Regions from separate parts of the Homo sapiens genome. Here region 2 is linked to region 1. A link is a loop called in an ENCODE intact Hi-C map of the cell type or tissue named here. Cell type or tissue: GM12878. All regions are shown on one strand.

The links. A loop is a pair of places that touch in the nucleus more often than their neighbours do. Peaks named below come from ENCODE experiments on the same cell type or tissue, not always from the same donor. Only the 100,000 strongest peaks of a DNase experiment are listed, where the experiment ranks them.
Region 2: it touches region 1 in a loop (2.3-fold over the local background); 1 of 110 quality-filtered maps calls a loop at or near these places.

The regions. Positions count from the first base shown.
Region 1 is chr1:76,291,501-76,299,500 of GRCh38, reverse strand. All of the region lies in intron 1 of ST6GALNAC3 (ST6 N-acetylgalactosaminide alpha-2,6-sialyltransferase 3), which reads right to left. Among named protein-coding and RNA genes, the nearest start is that of ST6GALNAC3, 220 kb to the right of the region's middle. In GM12878, no CTCF peak of the experiment used is centred here; DNase peaks (open chromatin) are centred at 4,820 and 6,923.
Region 2 is chr1:76,187,543-76,195,542 of GRCh38, reverse strand. All of the region lies in intron 1 of ST6GALNAC3 (ST6 N-acetylgalactosaminide alpha-2,6-sialyltransferase 3), which reads right to left. Among named protein-coding and RNA genes, the nearest start is that of ST6GALNAC3, 120 kb to the right of the region's middle. In GM12878, no CTCF peak of the experiment used is centred here; a DNase peak (open chromatin) is centred at 4,552; H3K27me3 peaks cover 132 bases.

The DNA of each region.
Region 1 (8,000 bases):
AAGGCTTTACCCACCATACTTTAAACCACACATGTACATCCCCTTTTTAAAGTTGCAGTGACTTGCTAGACTGTGAGCTCTTGAAAACTGGAAGCTGTATCTGTTTTGTTCACTAATGCTTCCCCACTGGCAAAAGCAGCCAAGCCAGAAGCCTTGTGCACACAAACTAGAAAATATACAAGAATCTGGGTATTTCGTATGCCTGATCAAGAGCTTCCCAGTTCATCTGCTTTAACCACAGATCTATTGCCCTAGTGCAGCAAGAAGAGAAAGGCCGCCTCCACACCCTCATGTCTCCTTCAGCACCTAGCCACCAATTCACAAGATGAAACTTCGAAAACACATAATTTACATTCACTTAAAAACAGCATTTGCTGAATTTGCTAGGTAATTTTTCAAAGCATGAAGGTGGCCCTGTATTCTTAGCATATTTTGACATTTTTATGCATTTTATTTTTAGATGGTATTCTGCAAATCAGGCTTTGCTCCTGATTTTCACAAAGCCTTTTCTTCCTGAGTAAAATAGGTGAGCAGTTCACCAACGCAGGGCAGCTTTTATCTGCAAAAAATCTGCCTTTCAGCAGAGCAGACAATACAAGCAAAACGGAGGCAAACACATGCAATATTTCCTATATGTGGATTGTGATTCTTTTTTCCCATGGGATGTGCAAGTGGCAAGATAGTTTATTCCCATGTGGTGCTGATAGCAGGTCCTGAATATTTCTGGATACATCACTTTTATTGCCTTTTATACTGAATTACTGTGAAAGAAAAAAATACTTTTGTGAAAATTCAAAATCAAAATACGTTAGGGACTTTTAGAATCCACCTCTAGGACATAAAGAAAAGCTTAAGAAAACAAATACTTCTGCTAAGGGATACCAGACACCACTCCCACTGGGACAGGGCCCCTTCACAGAAAGGAAGACATGTCAAATATTTATGCTGACGTTCAGGGAAAAACTGCAGGTGTTCCATCCGGGTTTAGTTACTCTGAGCCTTGTCCCTGCTGCTTTAGAACTTACCATGTAATGGACAAAATTTGCCCGAGGGTGCTTTGGCCTATAACATTTCAGCCCTGCATGCTGCTTCTGGGATTTGGTTTATGATACTTTCTAATTTTATATTTCACTAGAAATCTCACCTCTCCTTTGCCCATCAATCGTAAGGATTCTTGTTCAGTATATACCATGTGTTGGTTTCTTGGGTAAGTTTTTAGATAGATTTTCTCCTCTTTCTACACAATTAAGGATTCCACATACTAAGATACGTTATTTGAAGCACTTTAATTGCCAGCTTGTCATTTCCTACTTAGGTGAGAGGGAGTTGTCTATATGGCAAGATAAAGTCCAAGTGTCTTAACATGTTATAAAAGCCCCTTCATAATCTGACCTCTGACTGTTCCTCCAGCCTCATCTCTCAGCCTCCCAAACTTGTACCCTATACTTTAACCATGGTAAGCTTTTTGTGGTTCTTGATAAATTCCATACTTTTCAATTGCCACATATATTAGTATAGTTTTTTTTTCTGTACAAAACTTAAGTTTTTGTACAACCCTAGAAACTTTACTTCTCTGATACTTCTCCTAGCTGTTCTTCTGTCTCTTCGGGAAGTTAGTCTCTTGATTCTTGAGGAATAGACAGATAGATAGAGAAGAAAATTTAGATATGTAGGTAAAAAACAAACAGATACAGTACAAATTATATATCTGTATAATAGACATGATAAAATTGCAGTACCATTAATTGAGCATCTACTATGTTTCTGAAATCATGCTAGGTCTCGTACACATATCACCTCTGATCTTTACAACTACAATGTATGTAAATACCTTTATCCCCCACTTCATAGTTGAGACAACTGTTCATTAAAAAGATGAATGATTTGCTCAAATTAACAGCTAGTAACTGGTGATGTCAAGATTCAAACCAGGCGCACCTAAAAAGCTAATGATCTTTCCATTATACCACAAGGATATCTTATTCTATACTTATGTCATGTGTCCTTCTATATCCTAAATAAGGATCCTGTATTTATTTAGTCATATTTCTGTCTACCCCAATAAGTTAGAATACAATGCCTTAAGGAAAAGGACAACATACCCCTGGCTCTGGAAACTTATTATTTGGCACATATTAGATGTGCAAGAGATGTTGGTGAATCAATACATTAAATGAATGAAATAATCTGCTCCTGTAATTTTCAGGCAAAAAATAATTATTGCTGTGGATATTGAGATACTTTTAAATTATTGTCAAGAGACAATATAGTCAAAAGAAAAGATGATTTAGAGACAGGAGAGATGAGATTCTCATCTCCACCTTGGACAAATTAGTTCCTATCTACTGATTTCTCAACTGCAAAATGGAGAGAAGAGCCCCTTCTCCACAGATTTATGAAGCTTGCTTCTGATAAAGTCCATAAAAGTCCTCCCTTTATAGGCTTTCAAGTTCTATACAGATGCTGACCAATGCTGATGCTCAACTACACATGATGATTTTCTTCAATGACCATTTAATACAAAATATTAGTAATACTTTTGTGACAAGAAAATATGAGGGCTAAAGAGATTTGATGTTTTTCACCAATCAACACACATTTATGGGGCAACTGCACCATACAAGATATAGGGTTGAAATTTAATCTTTTCTCCCAAAATAATAAAGTTGATGGCAGCAGAAAGTATAAAGGGGAAAAACTAGAATATATTTATTATAAAATAACACAATGCCTTTCTTTCTCATCAGAGTTGAAATTCTACAAGGGCTGGAACTGTGTCTGTTTTGGTTGCCACTATGTCATCCCAGTATAATATCTGATATACAGGTGGCACTCAACACTCATTGGTTAAATACACATTCATGGTTCATCGTTTAGTAAAACACTGCTATGGACATTTGGGGTTTCTAAGATAAAGCATGGTCTGGAAATGGACAGTAAAAACAAAGAGAGAATTGAATTTTCTACATATGAAAGGCAACAGGAATTTGCAGATTGAGAATTGACGAATAGAAGAAGAGAAGGGTCGATGGGAGAAAAGAAGTCCAGGAAAGAGGCAGCAAGTTAGCACCTCAATGGGGTGACCCAAAGACATTTCCTTAGAAAGAAAAGAGAACAACTGAATTTCTACCATTTAGTGGTAAAAGTTCTCAAAGCTACGAAAGAACTCAGAGCTACAGTACTCAAACCATTTCATTGCACAAAAATGTATTTTCACACAGACACACACACTTCCCAAGAAGTTTGCTTTGCTTTCCTAGTTTTCATTCTTTTTCCTCCACTTCCTCCCCTCTGGAGACTATTCTAGTGAGGCAACCATGGATGTTAAAGAAACCAGTTTTGACTCAAAGGCAAGTAAACTTTCCCTTTCTGATTCTCTAATCAGGAACATGAGGATAGTAACCTGCCATTTCTCAGAGTAAATGAGGATTGAAAGAAATAAGATGCATAAAAACGTTCAGAACACACCACCCCCACATATGCTACTTTGGCATAATTATTTTGAGCTAAAAGCACTTAAAAAATAGGAGGTGCAAGATCACTCCGACCCTCCATCTGTTTCCCAAAAGCAGGAGGTGAAATTCCCCTATGGATTTCATGTGAAAGATCCCTCCCTATAGTAGAAAGAAAGCAACATTCTTATCATCACGGACAGGAAGCTGAGACTAAGAAAATTCTGTACTAACCTTGTTAAAATAAGTCTTATCTTCTAGTCTCTCCACATAATTATTTTCTTTTTCACAGCTCACTATTCCTTTTCCAGTTCAGTATGTAAGTCTTCAACAATAACTGTGTCTTTGGGTCTTCATTTCCTCATGAAGGATCCTGTGCCACCTAAAATTTGTATTAAATACATTTTTCTCCCATTGATCTGTCTATGTCAATTCAATTCAAGGTGGGAACAAAACCAAAAGAATAGAGATAAGATTTTCTATCCCCTACATACATTATGCCTCTAGCACATAGTGAGTGCTCAATAAATGTCGATTTTATTCCTTACTCCCTATTCTCTCTCTAGTCATCCTACATCACTAGGGAAACAATTTGCAACTACAGAGACTCCACTGAGCAGCAGTAGGAACACACATACACACAGATTCTAACACCCTGCCTTTTACCAAATGCAATAGTACCGAGGTCCAACATTTCCAAACAAAGCATAATACACTTGGTAGACATTCTGAGAGTTTTCAACTACAAAGGGCCATGCTAGTAACACCTTAAAATACAACCTTTGGGTCTCTTTAGTTTGAAAAATCTTCAAGAAGCTCTTTGATATCAAAGAACATACCTATCTTCGGTAGCTTTAAACTATAATTGCTCAGGCTCCCTGGTGGGAAAAAATAAAGCCTCATAGAGAAAAAGAAAAAGAAAACATCTCAATAAAGGCTTCCAGAGGAAAAAAAAAATGCCCACTGGTTTGCAAAAATGCTTAACAGAGCTCTTCCTTTGCCCAGCATGGAGTGGGGCAGCTGCTCAGAAGAAGAAACAAATTACAACAGGAAGAGTCAGGGAAGTATTACAGTGCTCTACCCTGCTCAGCTGTTAACAAGTTAAACATGTGACTTTTCCATCACAAATTATGGAAATTTGAATTATTTTACCTTCTAAAAGTTGAACAAAATGAATAAAATAAATAGAATCTTCCCAGGACCTTTTGCTTTCTTAGAGTGATGGACAAGTGCATTAACTTCACATAAATTATATGCCTAAACGCAGCAGCTAACAACATGCTACCACATACCCATCACTCTGCTTCCGTTAAGTGGGTTGAACTTGACCTTCAAAGCCCTTGAAATGCAAAAAAAAACTTACTCTTTTCTGACATTTATGAGTGTCTTTTCTGCTTGACTGCCTTTTACCGCCCAGAAATAATAGTGAAAGCATTGTAGATGAAACCCGCTATAAACACTGACAAATAACAGGAAAGGCAGACAGTTTTATTCCGGGCAGGTTAAAGCTAATCTAATCAAATCTAATTCTCTCTCTTTCTGTAAGCCTACCACTATGTTCAATTTATTTTTTGATTAGAAGTGCAATATGATAGTCCTCTTTGGACTGCAGTTAAACAATAGTGAGGTTTACATTTTCCCTACAAACAATTCTGATAAAACAAAATATTTCAAAGGTTTTTTTTTTAATAAAAAATATGCTCAGACCAAAAAAGAAACTGTTTCCCAGTGCTTTTTGACTCTGAAAATGTATTGATTGTTTCCATTCTAACAAATAATATATACCTAAGAGAAAGTGTTCTTTGGTCCTGGGTTTCAGAAATTTAATAAAAAGAGCTCTTTGAAAATACTGACTAATGGCAGTAAAGACATGACATTATGTGTATTTAAATACTGAATAGTGGGAACAATGAGACTCCTATCTGAAGAATAGTTAGCAATTCCGTTAGCAAGGTACAAAGAGCTATTTTCTTTTCATTGAACAAATGTATAGTCCCTCGTTAAAAAGAGTGCTTTCTTAGTGAGTGCAAAGGAAGTCTACATGCTCCACAAACGGTTTTGTATAAATGACCAGTTTGCCTTCCTCTGAAAAGTTTTCATTGACCAGTAAAGAATCCTGTTTCTTCCACTCTTTAATTATGATATAAAGCACGTGCATATGTGTATACCCCTCCCTCACACACATACACACACACTTCTACTTATAATGTACCAGTTCTTTCGCAACATCAATATAGCCTGTTTTAAAGCTTTATATTTAGAAACAGAAGGAATTTTACTGAAGATCTTAGAATAAGAGATAAAAAAGGCCACCACTTTGCTTTATCTTCTAATTGACAGTGGTACATAACCCTCACGTAATAGGAAACCTATCACAATATGTTGGGATTCCAACGAGATGTTTAAATGTTTCTTGCATTGACCTTGTGAATAATATAAAGACTGGCAGCTATGATAAACAGGAAAGGACACCTGCCTTTGGTGTCACTTGGACCTTAGTTCTAATATGAGTGTTTCTATTAACCAGTAATGTGGCCATGGGCTCTTTGGGACTCAGTTTCCTCATGTATAGTATCAATAGAGAGGACAAATGGATTTAATATTTTCTAAAGTTACTTCTAATGCCATATGAGAATTTGTATGGGGCTAAAGATCACATAAGGTGATAGATCAATGCCAGCATAGGGAGAGATGAGGACCCTGATGACACCTACCAAAGCATCTGTGTTTTTCTGATGCCAGTACTGTTGATCAAATCTGCAAAAGATACAACACCATGGTAACAGCATTATTGGCAAAATCAGCATTTGAAAAACTCTCAGTAAGGTAGAAAGATTGGTTAAGCAGTATCATTAAAATTGAAAATGGTAAGTAGGATTCAGTTAAAAAGATTAAAAGGAAAACATGACTCCAATAAAAGATGAGGGGAAATGTTTCCTTTATATTACTTAAGAAAAACCTGAGGTTTTAGTTGACCAGGAAGCACAAAATGATTGACATGGCAGCTTAAGAAAATAATTAATTTAGGGAACTAGGGATTAATCTGGCACAGAGAAGACTTGAGGAGTGATTAAGCCTCAAAATACTCACAGGGAAGAGGGAGTTGACATGTTTATTTTTGTGCAGAAGATAGAACTAGGTCCACCAAATGGAAGTTCAAGGAGGTAGATTTTGACTTCATATAAACAATAATTTTGGTTTTATATATCAGAAAGTGTTTGTTGAGCATTTAGTGTGTCCTGTGCATAACTGACATGTGGGGCTACAGAAAAGGGCACAGAATCGCATTCAAGGAGCCCAGAGTCCAGTAATAAACATGCTACGGTGAGAGGAAGTGAACACCCCAAATGGAATAAGTCATCAAGCAAGGCTTACTGATGACTGCTAAAGGGAAATCTTGTATATATTGGATGACTTATTAAATCTAACCTCTTTTCAACTTTAGTTCCAGGCCACTGGTTCTGGCTGTGGCAAGGCACTTCCTTTAAAAATTGCAACAAGTAAGCCAATCTTACTTACTGGTACTTATACACCAAGTGTCAGAAATTCAACCACAAAGAGAACTTATATTTTAAAAAGAGGACTCATGGTTACCAGTTGGTTCATTCTTTCTACAAACATTTCATAGGGACATCCTGCTCACTGCTCTGCGAAGGACTGCCCTTGTGATATTGAAAGCCCACTGGTTTTCTACAAACATTCCTCAGTGCCCAGGTGTATCAGTGTATCATTTCCCACTCTACTGAAGCTATCATTTCCCACTCTACTGAAGCTACCATTTCTAATATAATAATTTTAAATTGGGACTCAGAATGTTTTAACATCTCATGAGATGGAACATCAAGAAGTGCATATTTTCAATGTTGCTGTAATATTAAGTTCCTGAGAAGGTTCATTGCTCATTTCTGGTTTGGGCAATGTTTTATGACAAGCTACAATTAATACAAATCCCAAGAATTATCTTGGAGAGCTCTCAAAATGGTGCTATAAGATTTCCTCAGTGAGGCTGCTAAGTCTTTTGGCCATAAATCTCCCCCAGTAACACGGCTTATTCAATTTAAGGCTGCAAGCCAAAGAGAGATTAATGAGATGAGTTGTCCACCAGTCAAGGAAAGAACACAAGATCTATCCTATCTTATTTCATCTTCTGGTTTAATCATTATAAGTGTTATGTAATGTGACATTCACACATTACTGGAGATGTTCAAGGAACAAATTGCACATCACTAATCAGCAGATCATTTTTCATTTTCTTGCAGAATGTAAAATTAATGATGCCCTCCCTTTTTTTTTATTAAATTCCTAAAAAACAAGTTATATTAAATAACAAATTGAACATAGGAACAATAAGCATTTTTTTCTTTTGCAATTTCAATGCTTTTCTCTACACTAACCAATCCCAGCAGTGTTAGAAAAGAGGCTTAAGGAGCTACTACTTATTTTGTTTCGGTTCGTTAGAACTCCGACAAGCAGCCTGCTCTTTCGGGATCCAAAATGTTCTTTTCCCACTTGATTCTTTCATGTCTGTTATTCCTCTTTAACTTGGTG
Region 2 (8,000 bases), 100 kb after region 1:
CATGTACTCTTCACAGCCAGGTACTCTCAATAAAATAAATACTAGTTTCAATTAAGAATGTCCTTGAAGGAGAAGTAAGAATTATTAATTTTATTAAACCTTGAGTACACATTCTTTTTAATATTCTGTGTGATGAAATGGGAAAATGTATAAAGCACTTCTACTACACACGTAAATACAGTGGTTGTCACAAGGAAAAGCACTTGTGCAATTGTTTGAGTTGCAAACTCAAATAATTGCTTTTTTCATGAACATAATTTTTTCCTGAAAGGAAAATTAACCAAGTAAAGTTATTTATATGTGGGCAGTTGGCAGATGTTTTCTTCTAAATGAATGAAATAATCTTAACACTTTAAGAAAAACAACTAATAGTCATTGATGCCAATGATAAAAACCTTGTTTTCAAGCAAAAATTCGGATTTTGTAAAACTCACATCTGCCATCATGGGCTTGAAAGCTTCCCAGTACATAAAGCCTTTTCTGATGAGATATTTGAGTGGTAATATTAAGGAATGTGATTTTTGGATATTGTATAATGAAATGTGTCAACATCTCAAAGATCTGTATTAACTCAGTGAACTGATATTTTCAAATGACCAATGCAAGATGTTACAAAATCATGCATGAGTGAAAAATCCATTCAAAGTGCAAGCTAGACCAGTGGATTTCAAAGTAACAGAATATGAAAAGTTCATTGATTCCGTTTCAGATTTCACATCGCAACTAACCTTTAGAAAACTACCAATTGGAGTTTTGCTGTAGTAACAAAACAGAATGTCCACAATTATCTGAAAAGGCTGATCAAATACTCCTCCTTTTTCCAATAACATTTGTGTGAGGCTGAATTTTCATCTACTTTTACCAATACAACATATTGCAACAGAGTAAATCCAGAAGCAGATGTGAGAATCCATATCTATGTCTTCTCTTAAGACAGACCTGAGACAGAGTTGCAAAAAATGTCTTAAATGTCTTAAATTTTTTATTTTGGGAAATATAATTATTTTTCATAAATATATATTATTTGTATTAACATGTAATGGGTTTATTATTACTTTGAAATAAATTAAATATTTAAAAATATTTCTAGTTTTAATTTCTAATGCTATCTATAAATATCAACAGATACAACTTACATAAACAAAAGCTTTTTGAGATCCTTAATACTTTTCTTAAGAATGTAGAAGGGTCCTAAAACGCAAGGTTTGAGAACCACTCTTTTAGCCTATAAACTTTCTTCCTTGCATATATAATAGTCCTTTAAGCTCGTACTCTATATCTCAGATTACATTTCTTCCAAACAGAAAGTATATGTAACCAGTTCAGATCTTTATATCTTTATGAACCCAGATTTGAGTAAATAAGACCTACAACCTTGCCCCAGCTTGTTCACTTACTCATGTGACCTTGAGAAAGCTCCCTGGTCTAAGCCTTAGGGTCTCATCTGTATAACAGAGATGATCATAGTGCCTACTTCATTAGGGTGGTTAGGTGGGTTTTATGGATTGCTATGTGTTCCCTCAAAATGTATCTATGGGAGTCCTGACCTCCAGTGTGGCTATATTAGGAGTAAGAAAGTAATTAAAATTAAATGAAGTCAGAAGTGTGGGGACCTGGTCCTATAAGATTAAGGTTCTTGTAAGAAGAGACACCAGATAACCTGTTCACTCTCTCTCTACCACGTGAGGATACAGTAAGAAGGAGGCCATGAAGAAAGTCCTCACTAGAAATCAAATCACTGGACCCTTGATATTGAACTTCTAGCCTCCAGAACTGCAAGAAAACACATTTCTGTTGTTTAAGCCACCTAGTCTATGGTATTTTGTTATGGCAACTTAAGCAGGCTAAGACAGAGGATCAGTAAGATAGGATGAGTAACACAGTTAGCCCAGTCCCTGGTGCATCATAAGCACAACAAATATTCTCCACTAGTATTATTATTATTCATTCCACAAAGATATATGTAGTATCTACTACAGCTACCAAGGCTTTTGCCATCATGGGACTCAGAGTCTGGGGTGGCAGGGAGGAAGCAGTTAAACCAATATTTATTCAAATAAATATACCGTAGTTATGTTAAATGTTGTGGAGGAAATCAAGGACGCTAAGAGAAGATAAAGAAGGGAGGCTTAATGTGAGTTGGTACTTATGGTAATTAGCTCAATTTAGCCATTCCACAATGTACACACTTCAAAACAACATGTGTGTGACAAATATATACAATCTTTTGACAATTAAAAATAAATAAATAAAGACATTTTCTAATGGTGGGGGTCCCCAATGTAGACTGGAAGTGGGGTGGCTACACATGAAGGAAGGCACTTTGAGAAAGTGGGATCTAGACTCCTAAAAAGAAGAGGCCATATTTTTTCCTTTGTGGACCCTACACAGGGTAGAAGAATCTACTTTTATTATTAGATATTTTTTCTACCTAATTTAAGTTATACTCAGAAGCACAAAAGCTTGTTTCTAGTTTTTATATGACACTTCTAAACTTAATGTTTATTCTGGCTTTTATATAAATGTCCTAAGCTTAGCATTTGTTGAGAATTACTAAGAGAAGTAGAATTACCTTCTGGGGAAATTGAAAAATGACCTTTCTGGGCAAAAAAGCAGAAGATAAAAGGATTAATAAACAAAAGTCCCCAGTTCCCCAATTCCTCTGACTAATGTTACAATCGGAAAGAATTTAATTCATAAGGTCAGGCTCTTCAGAGAAGTAAAGACCAGTGGGTGAGAACAAGGACACCTGGGAGTCTATGAAAGTGGATTCCAGTCTCACTGTGGCATGATTTATCCTGATCAAAGAGCAGAAGCCATGAAAAGCTTTGAAAAATGATTCACAGTGCCGAGAAGAACATACCTGTGAATATTCCAGTTAAGGCAGTGCATTTTAACCAGCTGTCCTCAGAAACAAAACATCTTCTTACCAAAACACAAGCCCCTGAAACAAGGCCCCAACGGAATGATAAAAAGCAGCTGAGCCTTCCTGTAGGCAGAGACAATCGAGGAGACCTTTAAGGCTGTGGGTTGAGATAATAAAATATTGAAGCGTGCCTCTCTTTACCTTCTCCTTCGGCATTCTCACAGATGTCCTGTGAGAGCAGGACTCTTCAAAAACTCTTTTTCCAAGTCGACTAGAGAGCAGCTCTTGATAAATCATGAAATGAAATAGCTGGAAGCCAGCAGAGCCTGGTACCAATCTCAGTTCAGGACTACAGGCAAAATTTGTCATGTTTTCTGTGCCCAAAATTCTACATCTCTCACATGAGGATAATGGATTTTGAAGAAAATGAGTTCATATGCAAAAGCAGCTCTGCCTTTTTGGGAAAAAGAAAGTACCAATACAGTCAAAACAGTCCCACATTTTATATCAGTATTATATTAGTTTCTTTAATTATATGATGTTCAGGGCTGGAATTTAATATACATCAATGTTGGGTACTTCTTCCATTCTACATATCTGAAAGGTGTTTTGAATTGTACAAGGGGGAGACCAAAGCAACCTATAACTCAGGCCCCCTTACCCCCACCTGTTCTTTCCCATACCCATCAGTGTGTTTTTCTAAGGGGCCCTGAACTTTTCTGAAATCCCATGACCAGGTCTGCCCCTTTATGCTCAAAAAGTGACTCCACCTCCATCATCGGTAAAAATAAGTCACCATTTTTTACTACTCTCAATTTTCCAGTTTCCTCAATACACAAGCTAATTTACATGCAGCCTACCCGCTCTTCCTTCCCTCTCATTTCAGGAGAACAAGTGTCATTCATCCACTTTAGTCTACTTTCCCTCCTATGACCACATCTCAGCCCTCTAGCTCCCCAGGGACCTCAGCCACCTCTTCTTTCTCTTCAACTTCTTTTCTTATTTTTTAGTTGACACATTGTAATTTTACATATTTATGGGGTACAATTGATGTTTTGATACATATATATGTTGTATAATGGTCAAATCATGGTATTTAGCATGACCATCACCTCATGTATTTATCATTTATACATGGTGAGGACATTCTCAAAAGCCTATCTTCTAGCTATTTTATAATATATCACATCTTAACTGTTAACCACTGTCACCCTTCTGTACAATAGAACACCGGAACGCAGTCTTCCTAATTGTAACTTTGTACCTGTTGACCATCCTCTCCCCATCCTCCTCGCCTCCCATACCTCCCCAATTCCTAGTATCCTAGTAACTGTGGTTCTACTCGGTTTGTTTCTATGATATCAATTCTTTTTTTTTTTTAGAATCCACGTAAGAGTGAGATCATATGGTATTTGTCTTTTGGTGTCTGGTTACTTCAAAGGTCTCCTTCTCCACAAGTATAAACATGCTCAAGGCTTGTCTAAATTTTTTTAAGACAAACAAATGCCCTGACCTCATGCTCCATCTCTAGCTAGGACCTTCTCCACAACCACTCCACTTTCTTCATGACCATGCTTCCTAAAAAGGTATTCCCCATTCAGTGGTTCTCAAACATTAATGTGCAGACAGATTATCTGAGGATCATGGTAAAATGCAGTTTCTGGTTCAGTGAGATGGTGTGGGGCCAGCAACTCTGAATTTTTAACAAGCTCCCAAGTGATGCTGATGTGGCCAGTCTGCAGACCACACTTTGAGAAATAAGTTTCTATACTCTAATTTCACTTCCACTTTTTCTGCTACCAGAACCAATACCAATTTTTAAATGGGCTTCTGGGGATGGGAGTATAAATATCAAATAAATATAAAAACCCCTTTCTTGCTCTTTTTAGATGTCCGTAAGAACAATGGCAGATGGAATCTCAATCCCACCATTTGGCCTGGATGGCTAAAAAGCTTTACCTTACAATGATGAGACCTCTGTAAGTAAATACTTCCAAAATCCAACACCTGAAGTTTTTGCAACCAATGATGGAACCATTATTTTACACATCTGATCAACACGGGTAAATTAAATTCTTGAAGCCCATGTGAGCCACAGGCAAGAACCATTTCTGTACGATTGTGGGAAATTCTGAAATTTGTGAGAAATTACCTCACTAAATCATTTTATTTGTGTTTGCTTATGGGTTTTATTTGCTAATGTTTTGTTTTACTTGACTTGTCTTGTTTTATTTTTCAATATAATGTAAACCAAATCCTTCCAGCATCTGGGCGTATGCTCCAAACTTGCAAAGAAGGAAACTGCAGCCACTCCACGGCAGCAAGAAGTCACTAGGCTGAAAGGTTGGAGTACCATGCACTTTTCTAACAGTTTTGCATTGCTATGAAAAAATCCTTTCTTCCTATCTCTGAGCCTGCCTCTCATCCTACTCCACCCTCCTATCTATTAGGGTAGAAAACAAGTATATAGTCCTTGAATCCTATCAACCTATGATAGAACACTCTAGGACAAATTACCATAAATTACTTTACAGGTGAAATGTCATGAGTGTCACATACTACATTATTTTCGTTTCATTAAATACCAACGAGACATAATGAGTTGCTTTAAAATGAGGGGTTAAACTCTACCCCAAAAGTCAGAAGATTCTTATAAAGAAAACAGTATCCATCTGACAAACTTTCCTTTATCTGTCACACTGAGCTCTCAGAATTCAGTCCACTGTGATCCAATAACTAGAAATTGATCCCCCAACCAGGCTAAGAATTGAGCTTTTAGAATTTCGGTCCCCACTTAATGGCCCTCAGAGATTCTTTCATGCCTCTAAGGTATGCTTAACATCTTAGCCTGGACTATAAGACCCTTCACCAGCAGACCTGGCCTCCATCTCCATCTCTGCAGCACTCTCCACTTGCACCGCTTATACTTTTCTGCAAGAGCCTTTCTCTCCTCCATACCTCCACATGGTGGGAGGAGGGGTCAGAAAAAGACAAAGCTATTTGCAAAATAAGCTAACATTCTCATTTAAACTTAAGAAATTTCAAACTCTACATTCTTGTTGTTGTTATTGGATTTACTCTTTGCTGGCTTCTGATCTCTTATTAGTCATTCTACTCTCTATTCATCAAAGGGCGTATTTGTCTCAGATTGCCACATTCACTAAGCACAATGACGTGTGACTTAATGAACTTGAGTACATCCATAGTTCACTCCCTTGTCTATTGGCCTGTCAGGTTCAGCCCAGACCAATGTGGGGACACCAAGAAGTCCAGAGCCACTGCATACAGAGGTGGATCCAAAAAAGGCAGAAAGGTTCTATGTGCCTGGAGTTTGGGAAGCTATGGACTTATCACAGGGGTGGTGGTGGTAACCATAGGCAAAGGGTACAAATCACTTTATGTAAGACAATAATCTAAGAACTTACTTGCATGAATATGAGCACACAAAGCATTTTCTCCCAGCAGATAGGCACCCTTGCCTGTGAGACCATACAGCCCTGCAGGGCCAGGATCCCTTAAGGAAGCTCCCTTTCCATTCTCCTATGGGAAGAAGGAGTAAGACTTATACCCTCTTGGCCCCATCCAACTCTACCAGAGAGACTGGCTCCAGGCCTGCTGCCCACCAGAAGCTAGTACAGCATAATTCAAATGCCTATGCAGGGGTCTCCATGTTGACATCCTCTGACCCTGTGTGGCCACCCACATCTCCCATGCCTTCCAGCAGGATTACAAAGTACTCCAAAGTTCCTTTGGACCCTTGAGCAGCATGGGATTGAAGTGTGCAGGCCCACTAATATGTGGATTTTCTTCCACCTCTGACAACCCTGAGACAGCAAGACCAATTGTCCTCTTCTGGTTCCTCATCCTCTACATGAAGACAATGAGGATGAAGACCTTTATCATGATCCACTGGCAGTTAATGAATAATGAATTCATTTTATTTTCTTTATGGTTTTCTTAATAACATTTTTATGTATTAATCAATTGTTTATGTTACTGGTAAAGCTTCCAGTCAGTAGTAGTCTATTATAGTTAGGTTTTGGGGGAGAGTCAAAAGTTAAACACAAATTTTCCACTGTATAGGGATCAGTGCCCCTAACTCCCATATTGTTCAAGGGTCAACTTTACCTTGTCAACTGACCAGGCCCAAGTGCTTAAAAGAGTAGGTAAATGGAAGATCAATTTCGCATATACAACAATCCCTTAGAAACATCACCAGTCCAATAGTACATGGGCTAATTTCCTCCCACTCCCACACACACTATAATAATCATTTTCACCCTTACCTACTAAATACATACAGATGTTTTTTTTTGAGATGGAGTCTTGCTCTGTCATCCAGGCTGGAGTGCAGTGGTGTGATCTCAGCTCACTGCAACCTCCGCCTTCCGGGTTCAAGCAATTCCCCTGCCTCAACCTCCTGAGTAACTGGGATTACAGGCACCCGCCACCACAACCAGCTAATTTTTGTATTTTTAGTAGAGATGGGGTTTCACCATGTTAGCCAGGCTGGTCTCGAACTCCTGACCTCGTGATCCACCCACCTCGGCCTCCCAAAGTGCTGGGCTTACAGGCGTGAGCCACCGCGCCTGGCCCATACAGATTATTTCTGCATCTACTTATATCTATTCATAGGCTGTTCATGACTGCTCCTTTCTTTGAAAAAAAATAGTCAGGTTCTGAGTTCCACATTACCTAAGCGTTGAGTCTCAGAGAGATTTTCTGGAAAAAAACAAAAACAAAATCCAAATGTCTAGGTCTCTATATCAAAAGCCTGGAGGCTGGAGGGAGGTATAGAGGCTCAAGGCAATCCTGGGACGGACATGGTGACCGGAAGTTAGCTACATGGACATTGCCAGGAGTGGGTATCTGTAGACACAGGGCTGCTCACCACGGTTTTCTGAGGTTGTGTGTGTTTGTGTGTGTGTGCGTGTGTGTGTGTGTTTGGAGTGGGGAAACTAAAGAGTGAGAAGAGAGTCTTCGATCAGCATAACTCAGATGCCTACACAGATGTCTGCATGTTGACATCCTCTGACTCTGTGTGGCCACCCACATCTCCCCTGCCTTCCAGCAGGATTGCAAAGTACTCCAGAGTTCCTTTGGAGTAAGTAAATGCTTCACTGCCACTTGTAGT